Linked DNA regions of Mus musculus: region 1 is linked to region 2. The links are chromatin loops, found by intact Hi-C in ENCODE. Cell type or tissue: left cerebral cortex. All regions are shown on one strand. Each heading gives the region's core, and the rest is flanking DNA. Links, peaks and the distances in the headings are about the cores only.

Region 1 (9,357 bases), core at 623-8,622, 320 kb after region 2:
CTGGGACCTAAGCTTAGCCCAAGTGTTTGCGTCCAGAGCTCTGGGTTTTTGAAGGTTCAGTGGGACTTCGCCAAAGCAGGCAGTTTAACAGAAGCTAAGAAAAACTACTTAGGGCATCTTGTCCTTGGGTTCCTAAAACACATTTTGGTAATTTTCCATGGGTTGTCCATCAAGGAGATCAAATTCCAATTAAACTTGAAATGGCCTCAGCAAGACTACAAAATGTAGGAACCTCTGCACCGTCTTGTCCTGTCAGAAATAGAGTAACATATTTGCAGTTCATTATCTAAGATTATAAAATATTATCTGTAAATATCCATGTACAAAACATATGTGTATTTACTTTATAATTATTCCCTAGGCTAAGATATCACAGACAAATTAAGATACACACACACACACACACACACACACACACACACATATATATATATATATATATATATATATACTATATGATATTATAGCAATGTTCTGCCATATAGATTTGCTGCTTGCATGTATAAGCACACATCTATAAGTGATTGCACATATATTCATTGTTATTACTTTTAATTAATTTATCAATTATTTATATGTATGTGGATGTTTTGTCTGTATGCATGCATGTCTATGTACCATGTGCATGCCTGTTGACCACAAAAGCTGGAAGAGGGTATCGGTATCAGATTTGGGTATTAGAAATTGAATATAAGTGGTCTCAATGGCCAAGCATCTCCCCAATTCTCTTGTTATTATTTTGTAATCTAGATTTTAATGATTGGAAGTATACCACAAATTATATGAACAGTTCCATGTAAGCGACTACTAAGTTACAACCCTTTACTGGGTGATAATATACATCAGATGCTGCAAGAAGTATCATAACAACACACTGAAGAAGGAGGAGGAAGTGAAGGAGAGGGAGAAGAAGAGGGGAGGAGGGAGTAGAAGGAGGAGGAGGAGGAGGAGAGAAGAAGAAGGAGAAGGAGAAAAGGGGAAGGGGAAGGAGAAGGGGAAGAAGGGGAAGGAAGGGGAAGGGGAAGGAGGAGAAGGAGAAGGAGAAGGAGAAAAGGGGAAGGGGAAGGAGAAGGGGAAGAAGGGGAAGGAAGGGGAAGGGGAAGGAGGAGAAGGAGAAGGAGAAGGAGAAGGAGAAGGAGAAGAAGAAGAAGAAGAAGAAGAAGAAGAAGAAGAAGAAGAAGAAGTCGTCAACTAAACAAACTGCAAACTTTTCACATATAGTCAAATCACAGAAAATGATGATTAGCCAAATTTTTCTTTTAACTCTTAGTTCTTAGAAGGTTTGGGTCTATTGTGGTGATAAGACCTGAGAAATCTACTCAGTGTTTACCCAAACATCGAGTACTTTTTAGTGGTTCACAACAAACAGTGGTAGGGCTTTAAAATTAGCTCCAGCTCCTCTAGACAGTTCAAGTAAGGAACTGAGTTTTTAGGAAGGGTTCTTCTCTGTGGCTGTTTCTGAAATGCAATTACAGGAAATCTGGAACAGGCCCTGGAGGTAATCTATAATCCCACTGTAGACCCTCAGTAGACAAGTCAACCAGAATTGAAGGATGCTGGAAATTTATTCTAAGTTGTGAAATTAGAAAGAAGGGTGGCCAGGAATCAAGTTACTGCTTGCCTGACTCTAAAGATACCTTGCTTTCTGTGAGGGAGAACACTGGGTCTCTCTAGCTCTCCCCACCCTGTGAGGGAGAACACTGGGTCTCTCTAGCTCTCCCCACCCTGTGAGGGAGAGCACTGGGTCTCTCTAGCTCTCCCCACTCTGTGAGGGAGAACACTGGGTCTCTCTAGCTCTCCCCACTCAGGAATCATAGCTGGGCTTGAGGGGCTGTAGAAATGGAATTTGGAATATTTCCACATGACATTTGGTTGTTTACCTGACCACTTTCTTAAGATGTTCCTCTTTAGCCTACATAAGAATTACAGTTGATTGAGTACAATAGGCTTAGTTGCTCATTTTATTGTAAAATCAATTTGTTTCACGGGTTTACTATTCAAAAGTCTCTATTTGTATATAATTTTCATAATTTATGCAAAGTGAATTTAAGACTTTATAGTACAATAAACACTTAATAACACCTAAAACATGATTTGAACAGTTATACAGATTTTTGTAATTTCATTTCTGCTACTATTATTATTTCACCTTCTTCCCCTCAATTTTCTTCATAAGTCCTGCATTTATAGTAGGATTTTCATGACTTAAACCCTTGGAAAAATACATTAGAACAGATTCTCTTGGGATTTTAATGTAGTTCTATAGTACCTTTAAAATAGCTCCCACCAGCTTCCTTCAACATCACCCCCATAGCGTTGTCTTTAAAAAAAAAATCTATTCACAGTAGTAGAAAAACCAGTAAAATTTAAAATTTGATCATGTCTTTGTCCCTTGTAATCCCCTGTCCTGCAACTTACCCGATGGATTGGTTGTCTTTGAGTCTTGATCTCAGATGCTATGCATACATGACCACTGTCAATATATTTTTATTTTGCCATCTGTGTTTTCAAAGGTGTTGAATGAATCACACACACACAGAGGAGAACTGTCACACACTGCCCAGTTTTCTTAATATTTAGTATTTTTCATGAATTCCTTATCCTTCCAACCCTGACCTTTTCTAGATATTTCAAAGCTATTGGGTCTTCTGCTCCTGAATCTTTTGCATCGTTGGCTCTCTGTTTTTATTTCACTGTTTCAAAACCATTGTCCCCCATTCTCAGAACTGGGCTCCTTCCCTGGAATCACTTTTTCCCTTCTCTTTCCTCTTCTCTCCTCTCCTCTCCTCTCCTCTCCTCTCCTCTCCTCTCCTCTCCTCTCCTCTCCTCTCCTCTCCTCTCCTCCCCTCCCCTATCCTATCCTATCCTATCCTATCCTATCCTATCCTATCCTATCCAGTTTTCTCCTGTAGAGGGAATAGCACATCATGTTAGGAACTGGACTTTTCACTGCTGTTATCCATCCTTTCTATCACAAGCAAAGAACTATGTTCTTTCCTCTGAGGTCTTAGGCAGCTTTTCTAGAAATGGGATGAGCTATATATGAATTCCAATTTCATTACAAAGAAGGTACAAGAAAGTGACTGTAGTTCTCTGGGCGTCATGTGCAGCTCTACTGGATAGCAGCACACTGAGCTGCCTAGATTACTGAGGGCTCAGAAAAGACCTTACTTGCAGCATATGTAAGTGTCTGGCCATCAGTGGCACTATAATTATTATAAAGCATGAGGGAGAGAGAGAGAGAGAGAATATGAATGAGAATTGAGGCCCCTGTCCTAAAGTTGACTGGAAAGTTCCTATCTTGGTCTCAAACCATTATTTAACACTATATGTTATTTTGAAGAAATCTTTAAATTGAAAAGAAACAATATACTACAAAACTAAAAGTAGATTAATTGAGAAGATAAATGCAAGAATTTAGAAAATATTGTTTGTTTGTTTTATTTTTCTGTTTAAGACAGGGACTTGCTATGTGCAGTCTAGACCATTCTAGAACTTGCTATGTGGAGCACCCTGGCCTAGAATTCACAGAAATCCAGCTGCTGCTTTTGAGTGTTGAGAGTTAAGACATGCACCACCCCACCTGGCTCAGGAGACTAGCAAGTATCTAAGAGCCTCACCTGGAGTGGTGTTAAAAGAGTGGGTGGTTGTAAACAGCAGGCAGATGTGAGAAATGCTAGAGATGGTGTGACAAGGGGAATGAGAAGACAGTCTGGGAGATATCATGGACTCTAGCCAGATTCTAATGAAGAGAGTGATCACAACAGCAGAGGTGATGTCACTTCAAGATCTCGCTCGAAATCCACTGTCACCTGTGAGCTAAGAACACAGGGTGCAAAATCCTTACACAGAGTATGGAGGCCTTATCAAGAACCTACAACCATTTCACAGAGTCCAGAACTCTTCACAGAACCTAGATTCAAAACCTTGCCCAGAGTTCTTTCATAGGCCCCAAGCTCTCTTCAGCTGTCTACACAGTGGCTTCCATTTCCACCATTTCTTTCTGGGGCATCCACATGCTGCCTTTGAGTTTTATGCAAAGGACTCTGCGGAGGGAGTGAGCATTTGTTCAGTCTTTTGGAGCAGAATAGTCTATACACTCATGGGAATCTTGAGATTCCAATCAAGCAAGTTCTCCGCTTTACTCCCTCTGTTCCAGGAGGGCTGTGAAAGGCACAAAACTGCCGTAGTCTGCAGGTCACTGACCAGGGTCTGAGCAGGAAAACACCTAGGGAAAAACACCTAGGGGAAACTGTTTTTGGTTTTGTTTGTTTTTTTTTTTGTTGTTGTTGTTTTGTTTTGTTTTGTCTTTTTTCTAACTACTGCTCTATACTATAAATTTATGCTCTGTGATAAATGGAAGAAAATATATGCCATGCACTGGAGGGCAGGTGAGGGGCAAGCTGCTTCAGAGACATTTCACTGGCCATTAAGGGTTTGGAGTAATATTCTTTCTTCTCTCTCTGCCCCTGGTCTTGTCTAGTGTTTGTCAGGTTCAACTCCAGCTATGGCTTCCCAGTGGAGGTCGATTCTGACACCAGCATCTTGCAGCTCAAGGAAGTGGTTGCTAAGCGACAGGGGGTTCCAGCTGACCAGCTGCGTGTGATTTTTGCCGGGAAGGAGCTTCCGAATCACCTGACGGTTCAAGTGAGTCTCCCTGGGTGGGTGGTCCCTGGGATGTAGCCAGGGCCAAAGACCCTGCAGCTAATGCTGCCAATCTGACATTCACGCCTGAGATCTAATAGAATAAATAGTACCTGGGGATTCCTTGAACTTTACTCCGCACGGCTTCATTAATTCTGACCTTCTTAATTATGCATTAAAACAGTATGCAGGAAGGACTGGAGGAACAAGTGTGGGTGAGCCAAGACCGGGAGAGAGAAGCCAGGGGCGCGCGCGCTCAGTTTAGTGAATAAATGTTTACTGACTGAGGGAGCAGGAAGGCACAATTTCTGGGTCTGTTCAATTTTTACCTTCCTTATTCTATTTGAATCGTAATGAAGAAGGATTCAAATAAATCGTTCCCAAGAAGGCTGCTCAGGCCATGCCTAGTGAGGGATTTACAACCCAACTGTGACCCCTGGAGGACACTCATAGCTGCTGCCTGGACTACAGCAGACACTGGCCCAGGGCCCCCATTTGCAGAGGGCTCTGAGCCAAGGACAGGAAGCATCAAATTCACACAGCAAAAGTCCATCTTTGTATCTCGGGGGCGTAGACGGAGTTACCCCTGGCCGACGCCCCTGAAACAGAACTAACTAAACTGTGGGGATCTGCTTTCCTGCCTATTACTTCCTGGGTATCTGGCCCCTGCTGTGCTGTGGAAACCGCTTCTTTATGGCATCTTGTACATTTGGAGAGATGAGTTTTGTAGGCATCCAAGGAACTGGATAGCAATTGATGCACGGGCCCTTTGCCTAGAATGAGAGAACAGTGAGTGTTTTGGAGGGAAGTCCGGCAAATATGAACCACATTTACTCAAGTGATTAGAAGCAGGGAAAAGCGCGTCCCCTCCACTCTGTGTAGGGTGGTATTGCACCCTGGTTCACAGCAGGGTGGGGACCTGTGCTGTACTCGGAGCTTCTGACTGCCCAGGCCAGGCAGTGCGCTGACGTATTTGCTGCTTTGTGAAATGCTTTTGGAATGTGGGTATACAAAGAAACTATAGAAATGCAAATGATTCTGCTATCTCCCCCCCCCCCCCCGCCTGCCCCCTTTGGTGGCAGGAGGACTCACACCCATTGTGCACAAAGTGCTGTGCTTTGCTTTCAGGCAATTTGTTTCATAAGGGAAGTGCCTGTGCTAAGAAGTGTTTGGATTTTTTTTTTTTTTTAATTTCAGTCAACTAAAAAGCTTTTGCAGTTCCTGCCAACTTCTAAACCTAAGATTGTTTCCTTCACAAATAAATGGTTTTAAAACTGTTTCTTGAATCCAGATAGACTTTATTATGAGAGCCATTAGATTTTAAATCCCCTCACCTGTACAAAGGAGGGTACGTGTAGCAGTTGGCTGTTTTTTGTTCAGTAAGACTAACTGGCGTGAGGGACAGATAGATTTTATAACAGTTAATGTATTGGTTCAACTGTCTTACCTTGATTCGCACGTTTAGAATTCCCAGTGTTCAGAGCTTTTCAGTGGCTTGGTTAGAGGGAGTTCGTTCAGGGAGTCTGCTTCTTACCCGCTTAGGCCTCTGAACTAAAGCAACACTAGCTCAGACTGTCTGAGAGCACTACATATGCTAAAATCACTAACAAAGCCACGTGGTCCAGCCGAACGCATATAATATGCACAGGCTGTGTGTAATTATTACTGTATAACCCATTAAAGATGAGTATCGTGATGTTTCAAAAGTGAGGCTGTATATCTAATGGGAAGGCACCAGGAAAGAGCTCCCGAGTGGATCCAGATATGGATTCTTCAGATGAAAAGGAAACACACACCACGGGCTTGGGAGGCAAGCCAGGTGCTGTTCTTCCGGAAGCAGAAGCAATACTGAAGACAGGAAAAGATGGAGTTTCCTGGGGCATTTGACAAAATCTTGACAGACTTGGTCCTTCGATTTCATTCATAGACAGCAAAGGGGTGCCATAGAAAGCCATGGGAAGGGAGCTGAATGTCCAGGGGTGCTGAGAGTTTATGAAGAATGGATATGTAAGGAGATATTTAACAAACTGTTGGAACCTGGGTCTGGACCTAGGGTACAGATTTAATATTCACAGATATTTGCCCAGAGAGAAATATTTTTACAGCAACTGGAATAGATTCAATTGTGAAGGGGTGAGCACGAAGCAGTATGAGTATCTTCGTTTCCTGACAAGGGAGCAGACAACTTCAGGAAGTAGAGGCCACCCAACTGACACTTTTGAGGCTATCCTTAAAGCCTCTAAATTCTGAGAGTTAAAAAGTAAGTGAAGAGCCTTTCTGTTCTTAGGGGCTGAGGTAATCATTCAGTGACAAAGGTTGCCCTACAAACACAAGACCTGAGTTCAGATCCCCAGAGCCCTCTTTAAGTTTAACTTAGTCATACACAGTTGTTTGTAATTCAGTGCTCTTAAGGGGAGGTCAGAAGCCAGCAGGCCAGCGAGCCTAGCATACACAGCAAACAAGATACCCTGCCTCAAATTCTGTGAAGGTGGGAACTGACATGCGTGGTCATCCTTTGACTTCCACACACATGTGTTCACGCACATATACATGGTACATGTGCACACAAAGATTTTCTTTTAATTTTCTGTTATAAACAATAAAAATTTGGTGAAAGTGGAGAAAGGGTTTGTGACAGAGGACTCTGTAATGTGTTTAGCTCCACCTGTCACTGAAAGGAAGCAGACCCACCTGGAGAGTTCTCAGAGGAGAAGTGATGTCTGTCAGGCTGTGCTACATGGACTAGCCTCTGCCTTTATGAATAGCTGACTTGTATGGAGACGTAATGAGTTTGAACCAATTTTGTATCCATTAAGATTTTTTCGCTTAACATAATACCATGCTAAGTGTATACATGGTGTTCTAACAGTGTTTATATCTTCATCTACCTCTTAAATCTTTAGATTATGTCTAGTTTTTAATGTAACACATGAAAGCAAATTGATTTTTACATGCAGGATGCACATTAGTGAATTTAGCTTCTCTGTCTCACATTGTTCATTTTAAAGGTAGAAATAACTATAAGCCTAGTCTTGCAACTTTGTAAGGAAAGAAATGAGTCTGTTTATATAAAGATGCTACATGTAAGCACACTGTACCAATGTGTGCTGCTGTTGATTGTGTGGGTATTGTGTGGGTATAAGGTATGATCCTTAGATCATCTTAATGCAATCATAATCCATACATGTAAAATTAAAGTTAGAGACGAGGCAACAGTAACTGTGCAAGCATTGTACTATGCTGTATTGCATAGGTGTGTTAATTATTTGCACACTATAACAAACAGAAAAATCCCCATTTTTTGTTTCTTTGCTAAGAGTCCTGTCAGCTCTTGCAACAGAGTACTAAAAATCTGCTTGAATCACAGGTCACTCCTCTGTACTTAGCCAAACATAGCATGCTGCATGTCAAAATTCCTCAAATAACCCTCTGTTATTTATTATTAAATTTATTAAAAAAATTGTACAAAGAAAATGAATCCTAGTACAGTTATTTATATCCCAAACTGTTACAAACATTACAGTTACATTAACTGCTGAGATGAGACTTTAGTCTCTATTTGGACTTTAGAGCAGAATTAATTGCATTTTTCACTAAATGCTTTGCTGTTAATGTATCAGCAGAGGGTTAGCCAGAATATTAGTCAGGGTCCTCAAACAAAACAGAAACAATACTTAATATGTTTGTGTCCTTTGTGTCCTTTGTGTGTGTGTGTGTGTGTGCATGTGTAATTTGTATTATATACTATATATTAGACACAACACTGTACTTATTTATAGAAGTTTATTATTAGAAATTAACACTTGCCATTAAGGAGGCTGGGAAGTCCCCAGATCTGCAGGTGAAAACCTTGGAGAATCAGTAGTGCTGCTCCAAGCCAATGTGTAGGTCTCTGGGCCAAAAGCCAGAGGCACAGCTCTAGTTTAAGGCTTAGCCAAGGGAGAGCCAACAGTTCAGTTCAAGCCTGAAGGCCAGGAAGAGAGTGATGCCCTCCCTCAAAGATGGTCAAGGGGAATTCCCCTTTCTCAACCATCAGCTCTTTTGTCTTATAGCAAAGATCCTCAGCAGACAGGATAAGGACCTCTCACACTGGGAGGCAGCCTCTTTACTCAGGCCACCAACACAAACACTGACCTCATTCAGAGACACAGGTCATACCCAGAATAAGCTTTGATGTTTGTCCAGGTGCCCTAGGCTCCTCATGTTGACATAATATTAACCATCATAGCCAAAATGTGGGATACATTGTTTAAATGTGGCCCATGGGAGAAGTTATTGAATTTATATTCTCTCTGTAATGATGAATTTAACTTTCAGCACACACACAAAATAAGATAGAAATGTATATTTTACATCGTGACCTAGTCAGTATTCTATTGCTGTGAAGAGACATTATAACCACAGCAATTCTTATTAGGAAAAGCCTTTTATAATATGTAACAGAGGATGGCCTAGTCGGTCATCAATGGAAGGAGAGACCCTTGGTCCTGTGAAGTTTCTATGCCCCAATATAGGGGAATGCCAGGGCCAGGAAGTGGGAGTGAGTGGGTTGGTGAGCAAGGGGAGGAGGGGAGGGACAGGGGGTTTTCAGAGGGGAAACTAGAAAAGGGGATAACATTTGAAATGTAAATAAAGAAAATATCTAATATAAAGATAATAATTGGGGCTTGCTTATAGTTCCAGAGGTTTAGTCCATTTTCCTTATGGTGGAGA
Region 2 (9,357 bases), core at 884-8,883:
AAGATAACTTTCTGGAATGCGGGGGTGGGCTGGGGGGTGGGCAATGGTGTTCGTGTAAGACTGCAAGGAACATGTGTCCACTTGTATAAATAAGGTTGGCTGTCCCAGCTGCACAGGGTGTGCTTGACTGATCACTTGTAGGTGGGAGATACCTAGACAAGAAGTATGTTGGGATATATGTTTGCCCTTGATTGGACGAAGGCAGGAAAGATCTAGTCTTGTGAGGTTTGCTTTATAAGCCGCTGTCTCGTATACTGAAGTGTTATTCTCTGGGAATCCCAGATATGGATCTGGCCAATGTCTATCTTCCTGACCAGTATTTACTAAAGCTTGCTCCAAATTTGGTTAAAAAAAGTGGGGTAGTAGTCTTACTCTTGCCCAGTGGGATTAACACTACATTCAAGGAACAGAATATACCACAAACCCCTGCAATACACAAACATGGGAGTGATGGGTACTATGCAAATGACCTGTAAAGGATCATGAAGGCCCTAGCTCAGGAGACTTGGAACACCACAGACTGTTTCCCCTCCACACGAGCCCAGGTTCATTCTTTCTCTCTTAATATACTGCTTGTAGCTCTATTTCTAACCATGTGTCGTGTCCCTGATCTAGTTCTCTATCCTGGGACACAAAAGCCTGTATACCTCAGTGGATGCCCTGGGATTCAGATCCATGCCTGTAACAACAGGACTTAACTTTTATATCGCTATTAGGTTATCAAGTTGATAAAGTTTACTATAAAAAAGGCACGTTTTTCAAAAAAAAAAAAAAAAAAAAGACAAGATTCTAAAACTCATTTTCCTACTACTTCCTAAAACTCAATTTTCTAAAACCTTTTTATTTTACATTGTCATTGCTCACAGATCTCTTTGGTGATGAGCACAGTTTACTTATGATTACTAAGTTTAGAGAAATGAAATACTGCGATCTGTAGAACGTTGTGTGTACAAAAACTAGTCACGTCAGTCTTCCTTTCATTTACAGACCATATGTGTTGTAAGTGAACTAAAATTAGAAGATCTCTGGGACCTCAACTTCTCTCAATCCTGTCATGCTGCTGTCTGTCTGTCTGTCTATGTGTTTGCCCATGGTGTTAATAAAACTTCTAATAAACCTCTTGCTCAAAGGAAAAAGAATGGTTATAAAAAGCCCGTCAAAGGGTTGATCTTTTCCCCTTGCTGTTTTGTGTCCTCCTTGCTCTCCCCACCTCCCAGACCACCCTGCCCTTCAGAGACTGCCGCAATTTAGATAGGAAAGCCTTTGCTCCTGGAGGGGAGAAAACTTGATCTTTTCCTACCCTACTGCAAGGGTTCTGGGCCACAGAGCAGCAAGAGAAAAGCTTAGCAAATGCGTGTAGCCAAAGTTTATGCACACACAGAAAATAAGACCAAAGACCCCAGGAAACAGCCTCTGTGTGCTGACTCCTATCCAGGATTGGAGAGCCGTGCAGAAACCCCCCTGGAAGCAAGCATTTGCTTCTCAGCCATTGTGATAAAGGGAATTCTGAAGAGAGCAAGGTGCGTCTTGGAAGAACAGGCTTAAGAAGAACAGAAGAGGCCAGAAACCAGCCTTGCTGCCTGCTGTTGACTGGGAATTCTGGTTCTGTTTCAACGTTGTGCAGAACGGAACACAGGAAGGCCAGAGGATGACCTCCACAGAACCATCTTTGGGACGGTGAATCTGAGCCCTGTGATCCATTCAGTTAGGAGCTGTAATCAATTTAATTTCTAGATAATTTAATTGTAAAAGATAGTTCTGTTTGGTTCAGATTTAACTGCTCAATAGGGCAAAATTGAAAAGTTCTCAAGTAGTTGGGTGGAATGCATTCTATCAGAAATGAAAGCAAACAAAGACCGAGGCACATTTGAGACCCTTAAATGAAATGCTTTTATCACGCTACCTTTCTTACCGTCACTCTGGCCATTTTTGATTGATTTTAGGCCCTGGGACAAGGCTAGGGACAAGGTGCTGAGATGCATATCTTGCATACTAAAGAGACCTGGCCTCTAGGTTCTCCCAACATCCCTCAGTTCCTACCTAGCATATCCTGCACCCAATTCTGAACTTTCCAGCCTAGAGGCTGGACTGCCTTCCCCCCAGAGGCTCTTCCCTACATAATCCAGACATTTTGCTAATTCTCCCCCTCCCTCCTTCCCTTTCTCCCTTTCTCTTCCTCCCTCCCTCCCTCTCTCCTCTTTTCCATTCTCTCCCCTCATTCTCTCTCTCTCTCTCTCTGCACTTTCTCTCTTCCCCCTCCCCTCGTTCTCCCTCCCCATAGTGACTTCTCTGGACTCAGTCTTTGGGGCCAGTGAAGCTGCCCCAGAGCAGTAGCTTCCATATCCATATCCATATCCATATCCATATCCATATCCATATCCATATCCATATCCATATCCATATCCATCTCTGTCTGTCTATCTATCTATCTATCTATCTATCTATCTATCTATCTATCTATCTATCTATATCTGGCTTGGATTGACTTATTTTGGATTACCACAGAGAAAAAACTTACAATTTCTTAAGATCTATTTTTAGGTTAGGGAACAAAGGAAATTGCAAAATGTCAAATAAAGAAACTGGTCCTGTAGCCACTCCATTAGTATGCAGTACTTTGAAAAAAAAATAGAGAAACCCAAGATGTCTCCAGTTTAAAAGTTTCTGAAAACAAGAATGGCCCTGAAGTGTACATGTTCCTACAGTCTGATTCTGTTCTCATAGGGGCCACCAGTTAATTACTGTCAGGCTCAGGATGTGAAGCCACCAATATCTTCATGCAGAGTATTCTCTACAGAGAAGAAGCAAGGAAGCAGATCTGCAGGAGGGTCCCGTCATGGCCGGTGCTCTCTCTCTAGTGAGGACGCTGGAAACTGGAATTTCTTGCCTTCTCCAAGGCAGCTTTGGAGCCTAGGAAGGTCACTCTTGCCCTGCCTTCGATGGAGCCTCACATGACAGGAAGGAAGGAAAGCAATACAGGAACTCTGAGGAGAACGCTCTCACACGACTTTGTTAAGTTTCCTAGTGCACTGTCTGAACTACACAGATGAGCGTGCTACCTAGTTTATTTCTGAAGGATGCCTGTGTCACAAAGTTCTCGCTAGGCATTTCTTTGTTGCTATTGCGGCCTCAGTCCTGTTCCTCGTGATGGATTAGGAGAAGATAACATTTCTTCAGCCTGTAACATCCTTGGGTATTATAATCCAGGGCCACAGTCTACTGAATATTCTTAGACACATCAGCACAATTATTAAATCGATCTGGATGTTTAAATTAACAGTTGATGTTTTCCAGTAATTTTTCATAAATCATTTGGTTTGCCAGATAATAACAAGAATATGTACACATTTATTTTTAAAGAACCGTCTGTCGAGTTGCATAAAAGGCAAGTTCGATATGATGGCCAGAAAAGACAGGAATGGGGCAGGCGGCATAGTTCCATTCCTCCAACAAAGTGTGGACAATGAGCATATTTTATATTTAGATTTGGTTTATTGAGGGGACCTTAAACTTTTTTTTAAAGTGCACATGAATCGTCTGGAGAAATCAGAGTCTAAAGTGATTAATTAGAACTTATTTTGTCCTGAACAGATTTACTAAGCATTTTTCAAATAGCCACAATGTTTGTAATTACCAGAATCACACCTCCATTGGCCAGCCTTACTTACTTCATGCATGAACAACAATCTGATTGAGCACTCTTGTTAGGGTTTCATTCTGCGCTGTAATTAGCCATAATCATAGCCTTCCTGGGTGCATGAGAATGTGCAAGCAACTATTCACAGACTCAGCCCATTTGAATATGAATCTTCTCAGTGAGGAGCAATAAAGCAGGAGAAACAAAACAGTTTCTCTAGGGAATCCAGTGAAGCCTCTCTCCTCTGATTCTGCCCCCTTCAAAATGTTCTCCCTCCAGGCTCTGGATTCTATTTGCTAAAACAAGGGTGGCTTAATGAAGACAATGGCCTATTATTCCTTAAGTGACACAGGAGGGCCCAAGTATTACAGGCTTAGTTCTTTCAGTCTTTGCTAAGGACACAAGGAACAAAAGAACAAGCAATTGTGTGTGGAGAAGAGAATTCGGTTCAGGCTCCACTTGGGGACCACTCAGAATGAGATGGGGCCATGCTATTCTTACGCTCTGAGGAGGCTGGTGCATGCTGGCTTTCTTCTCTTTCTTCCCCTCTTCACCCCCCTGCAAATGACTCAGGCATTACAGAAAAAGGCTCCAAGCAGCAGGGATAGAAAGCAAAGGCTTAGTGGAGGAGGGGTGACATTTCTGATCCCATCCCAAGCACATTCAAAGTGAGCCACCTACTGGCAAGCTCCTCTCTTCCTGTTCTCCTCACGCTCTAATCCCCTCAACTCTTAAGGGAAGACCTAGGGAAACAGGCTGAGATCAGCCACAAGGATTTTCAGCCAAAAATGGAGACATAAAATAGGAATGCCTTCATGGCAGTATGGAGTCTTTGAGAGAAAACGGTTTGGACCAGTAGAAGTATGCCAAAATGTCAGACATGAAGGGTTGCTTAAAATGCTGTGTGCTCCGCACAGAAAATTAAAGATGACTCTAGTTTACTAAAATATATTGATTTCGAGATTCATGAAGTTAAGTCAACTAATCGTTTAAACCAGTTAAACCACATCAGAATGGTCTTGCCCTTGACTAACTTTCAGTTCTTCAATGCATTTGTTTCCTGTTTTGTTGCTTGTTGTTTTTTTGTTTCAGAGACATTATACACCGCTAATAAAATATCTGTTTGAATTCTTTGTGGGCATTTTTACCACGGGAAGGCTCAAGGGCTGTAATGTGACCCTAATCATTTTCTGACCACCTTACAAGTTTAGGATCTGCATCATCCTGACAAAGTGAGCCCTCTAAGACTACCTGAAGGAATCAACTACTGGAATTTCAACTGTGGTCTCCTGTTCGTAGGTACGCGAATGTGTGTGTGTGAGAGTGCATGCGTGCATGCATGCATGTATAATCACATTTGAAGGTCTGAGTAAAACTGTGACCATTCCTGGTACAGTATGGTATACATTTTGGGGTCACTAGAAGTGACAACCAAAGGCATGTCATTGAAGAGATCTGACATGCTGAATCATGTCTCCTACCAGGTGTACATTATGAACCTGGTAAGTCCAACAGAGCCAGGGTCACACTCTCCTAAGAAGGGACTCAGTATGCTGATGTGCTGAGGTCACCTTGTTAACCTGGAAGTTGTAGACATTTTCACAAATCTCTCACCATAAGATGCATTTTCACGAACATGAGGACTTCTTCGGAATATCCCCTGATGGTCTCTCTAGTGGGGTTCTTACCCTATTTGTAGGCTATTTTCTTGTTTAAAGCTACTATATTGTTTTCATAGAATAATATGTGATTTCAAACAGACTTATCATACTTAAATCACTCTGAAAAGCACAAGAATGCCCATGACATTAGTTTAAACTGAAGGCTGACAGAGGCCACCATTCCTAATATTTTTTCTTAAAATTTTTTTTTTATTTCATGTACATTGGTGTTTTGCCTGTCTATATGTTTGTATGTATGCATGCATGATGCCTGATATAAGGGTGTCTGATCCCCAGGAACTGAAGTTATAGACAGTTGTGAGGTGCCATGTGGGTGCTGGGAATAGAACCTGGGTCCTCTGGAAGGACAGCCAGGGCTCTTAACCCCCGAGTCATCTCTGCAGCCACTATTCCTAATAATTTCAAAACTAAAAATTACAGTACAGCTATCACTTGTCATCTGGCTCTGTGGCTAGTTGGGGTGCTTTAATAGACCTTGGTTCGCCCAAGCCTTATTCCAGCCACAGTAGGTGTGGTCACAATGATGCTATTATTCCCAAAGACATGGACAGTGCAAACCACAAAGATCCTGGAGAAAATTAAAACACTGAAAGATTCAACAACTCTTGGGGACACAGAGCTAATTGGCAGCATGTTTGTAATTAAATGGATGGATTGTGGTCAATTCTTACAAGACCATGTGAGGAGATATTAGCTCCTGGGGGTGGGTCTGCTCTGCTGGCTGTCCAAACATGAGAACTGTAATTATTTTTTGAGACTATGTAGGTGGAAGAGTCTGTTACTAACATAATAGATTATCAGTCACTCCTGGATTTTTCACAAGAAGAAATGAGCTTTTACATAATTCACTTCTGTATATACTAAATAAATCCTCGACATGTGCAAGATACTGTGCACAGTTAAAGCAAAGAAAAAGGAACAAAACAAAAACTTAATTGTTTTGAGGTTGGAAATAAAATGGTCCCTTACTTCAAAGAATCAGCAAAAACCATGTAACACAAATGTAAAAACATATACAGTTTAAGGCAGAAACAATCCTGCCAAGATTACCATAAATACAAGAGGGTCTTGATTCTTAATTTATTTACTCTTCCCTACTCCTGGCCCAGAACAATACATGAGTGTCATTTGCTGAAAGCAGTAAATATGGAGGTTGAAAGCAATCTTCTAAAATGAATATCCACCATAAATGTTGAGCAGAACATTTATGGATATTAGTTGATAAACAGTCATGTTTATAGCACTGCCTGTTGTCTGGGTCAGTTGGAGCCAGTGACTTAATCCTTTATAAAGACGTCTGTAAAATATCCCATTCTCTCCCCCTGTCATGCTTTTGGTGTTGATCAATAAAAGAGAGAGCAGAGCTCTTTGTTAGGGACAGACACAGTCACAACTGACAGACACAGGGTCAGATTCAGAAGACCATCTTTCATCAGGCTCAGACTCAGACTCAGACTCATATAACAGACAGAAGACGCACTGAGCATGGAATGGAGAATTCAAATCGGGGCTCACCCTGGTTTACTGACTCCAAGGGAAAGTGTTTTGATTTCTAATTCGACACCCTTGCATTATTGGTGACTCAATCACTAATGTGTTTAACCCATGCAATGTATCTCTGAGGAAGTTCCCAAAAAGATTTAACTGGAAAGGCCTTCCTAAATGTGGATAGCCACCATCCCATGGGTAGAGAGAGTCACTGACTGAAGAAAAGAGCAAAACAAACCAACAATAAATTAAAACAAACAGGAGATGAGAGGGAGGGACGGAGGGAGGGAGGGAGGGAGGGAGGGAGAGAGAGAGAGAGAGAGAGAGAGAGAGAGAGAGAGAGAGAGAGAGTAGAATGAGCCCAAGCTAACATCAGCATTCCTCTTCTTCTCTACTTTCTGACTGCAGATACAATGTGACCAAGCTGCTGGACAGGCCCACCCCCAGCATCGATCTTACTTGAACACATCATACAATATATAGAAGTAGTTTAAATACATTGTCTGTAAAAGCCTCAAATAAAAGAGTAATTAAAAGTAGGAGACATAAATATTTTTGCCCGGATATAACTGCTCATTCTGCTGCTTTGTGAATCTGAACACTCAATGTTATGGATTCTTAGAACTATATGACTTTAGAAAATAACATTTTGGACAAAGTTGTGATAAAATGATGCCAGTCTACAAACACCTATTAATTAAGTTGTAGATAACAAGTGACCACTAAATCTACCAATTAAGTTATAACTAGTTAAATTATCAGAATTGCTAAGCCCTAAACTGTAAGAAAATTGTTATTCATTGCCATTTGGTGACTTGAAAGTATGCTTTTTCTCTTTAATAAATTTTAAACCTACCTTAACATTTAGATATATCAAACTGTTAACATTTAGGAATTAAGGGTATAGTTTAACAATAGAGTGTCTACCGAGCATGCATGAGGCTCTCTGGCTTCAATGGTCTTTGCCAAAACAAGTCTAATTTATTTTATTGTCTGTGGCTATCATTTTTATAATTATCAATATTTCAGGATTGATAATTAATAATCTCCATACTTTTATAATACAAGGAAGTAATTAGAAGAGCAATTCAGGGGAGTAAAGCCACAGCTGATAAGGAAAGAGAATATTCACAGGGCACCTGCACAGAGCAGGTCAAGGGAGGGTCAGCTAGCTGGGCTCTGATGCTTCCCTGGGTCCACCATTTGCTGCTGAGACTCTGCCAAGCAAATGGCTCTGCTCACAGACCTCAGTGAGACTCTCTCAGTAATGGGCCCGTTTCAGTCCTGAGGAGCATTCGTCTGGCCCTGCCTGTGGGACCGGGACCGGTGGTGCCTCCCTTCTTGTCCTTTTCTCTATCCCTGGTCCTCACTGTATGTCTGCTCCTGTGGTGTTCCAGCTCTGTAACACGTGTGTAGTAAGTACAGCTTGATAGCAGTCATAACGGGCCTTTTTTCTTAAAGCATCCTTCACTCCTTCAATGCCAGTGGATCGAACTGCTTGCTCTTCTTTAGTAAACTCCATTTTGCTCCTTTTTGATATTTCTATACAGTCTCCTTTGCCTGGAACATCATCTTCTCTGTAATTCTGTTTTCCTCTCTTGTCAAACCTTAAGGTCTCATGTGGCATCAACTCAACTGCTAACTTCTCATTTTACAAGCCCCTGGATTCCCCCAAAGTTATGGGTATATTTCCTTAGCACTCTTTTTTCACCATTGTGAAAGATGTGATAGATGTGCATGCACAGGTCTCATACATGGGTTTCTGAAGGCCTGTCATTGAGGACAATGGCTGGCATGAAGTATACAGCCCTACTGTCCAGTAAGTCAGTGTGATCCCATTTATTAGGTGTGATATACACTGTATACCAAGGTGACAGAACTAACCTCCAAGAATCCTGACTAAAGTCACATAAAAGAAAAGTCATCTATTTCAAAATTTCTGACTTCATAAAAAAGGGCTTAGGGGAGTCTCTGAAAGTACAGAGATTGGTAGCTAATTTGAAAGATGGAGGGAAAGAATTCCAAATATTTTTACAGAGCTTTCCTTGATATTCGATTACACCATAGAAAATTCACTGTAACTATACTCCTGTGTGGATTTACAGGTGTGGCTTACAGAGCTGGTCGCTGTACTGAGAGACTGGGACTGAGAATCCTGTCCTGTGCCCACTGTTACCCAAGAGTCACAGCCTCCTCCTCCTGACCAGGGCAGATGTGCTGACTCCTTTTCTCTTCTAATTCCAGATCTTCCACTAGCTAAAGGATACACTTCAGCAAGACATAAGGAAGAGATTTTATTTCCCCTACTGCTACTCTGGGGAGACAAAGTTCTTCAGCCACTGGAGGTGGAAGCTGAGGGTTGACATATTGTCAGATCCACTGTCTCCACTCATGGGAGCTAACCACTTCCCTTGCTTACTAACTGACCAGAAACTGCAGGGCCTGGGCTCCTGTTTACTCTGTACTCTTTGCTCTCCTTAATTCTTTTGGACCAGGTTTTCTCTCACTCCCAGTTCATACTCAGAATGTCCTCTGGGCTTCTTCAAGTTA

Evidence for each region. A loop is a pair of places that touch in the nucleus more often than their neighbours do. Peaks named below come from ENCODE experiments on the same cell type or tissue, not always from the same donor. Only the 100,000 strongest peaks of a DNase experiment are listed, where the experiment ranks them.
Region 1: a loop joins it to region 2, with 2.5 times the contacts of the local background. A loop is called at or near these places in 3 of 42 quality-filtered maps.

The regions. Positions count from the first base shown.
Region 1 is chr17:11,062,646-11,072,002 of GRCm38, forward strand. It overlaps Prkn (parkin RBR E3 ubiquitin protein ligase), which reads left to right. Exons shown (of 12, transcript NM_016694.4): 2 at 4,484-4,647. Among named protein-coding and RNA genes, the nearest start is that of Gm41526, 67 kb to the right of the region's middle. In left cerebral cortex, for the core only: CTCF peaks have their summits at 5,081 (motif pointing left) and 5,746; a DNase peak (open chromatin) is centred at 5,085; H3K4me3 peaks cover 701 bases; H3K27ac peaks cover 721 bases.
Region 2 is chr17:10,741,040-10,750,396 of GRCm38, forward strand. All of the region lies in intron 2 of Pacrg (PARK2 co-regulated), which reads right to left. Among named protein-coding and RNA genes, the nearest start is that of Gm16169, 62 kb to the right of the region's middle. In left cerebral cortex, for the core only: a CTCF peak has its summit at 4,329 (motif pointing left); DNase peaks (open chromatin) are centred at 3,791 and 4,235; H3K27ac peaks cover 1,489 bases.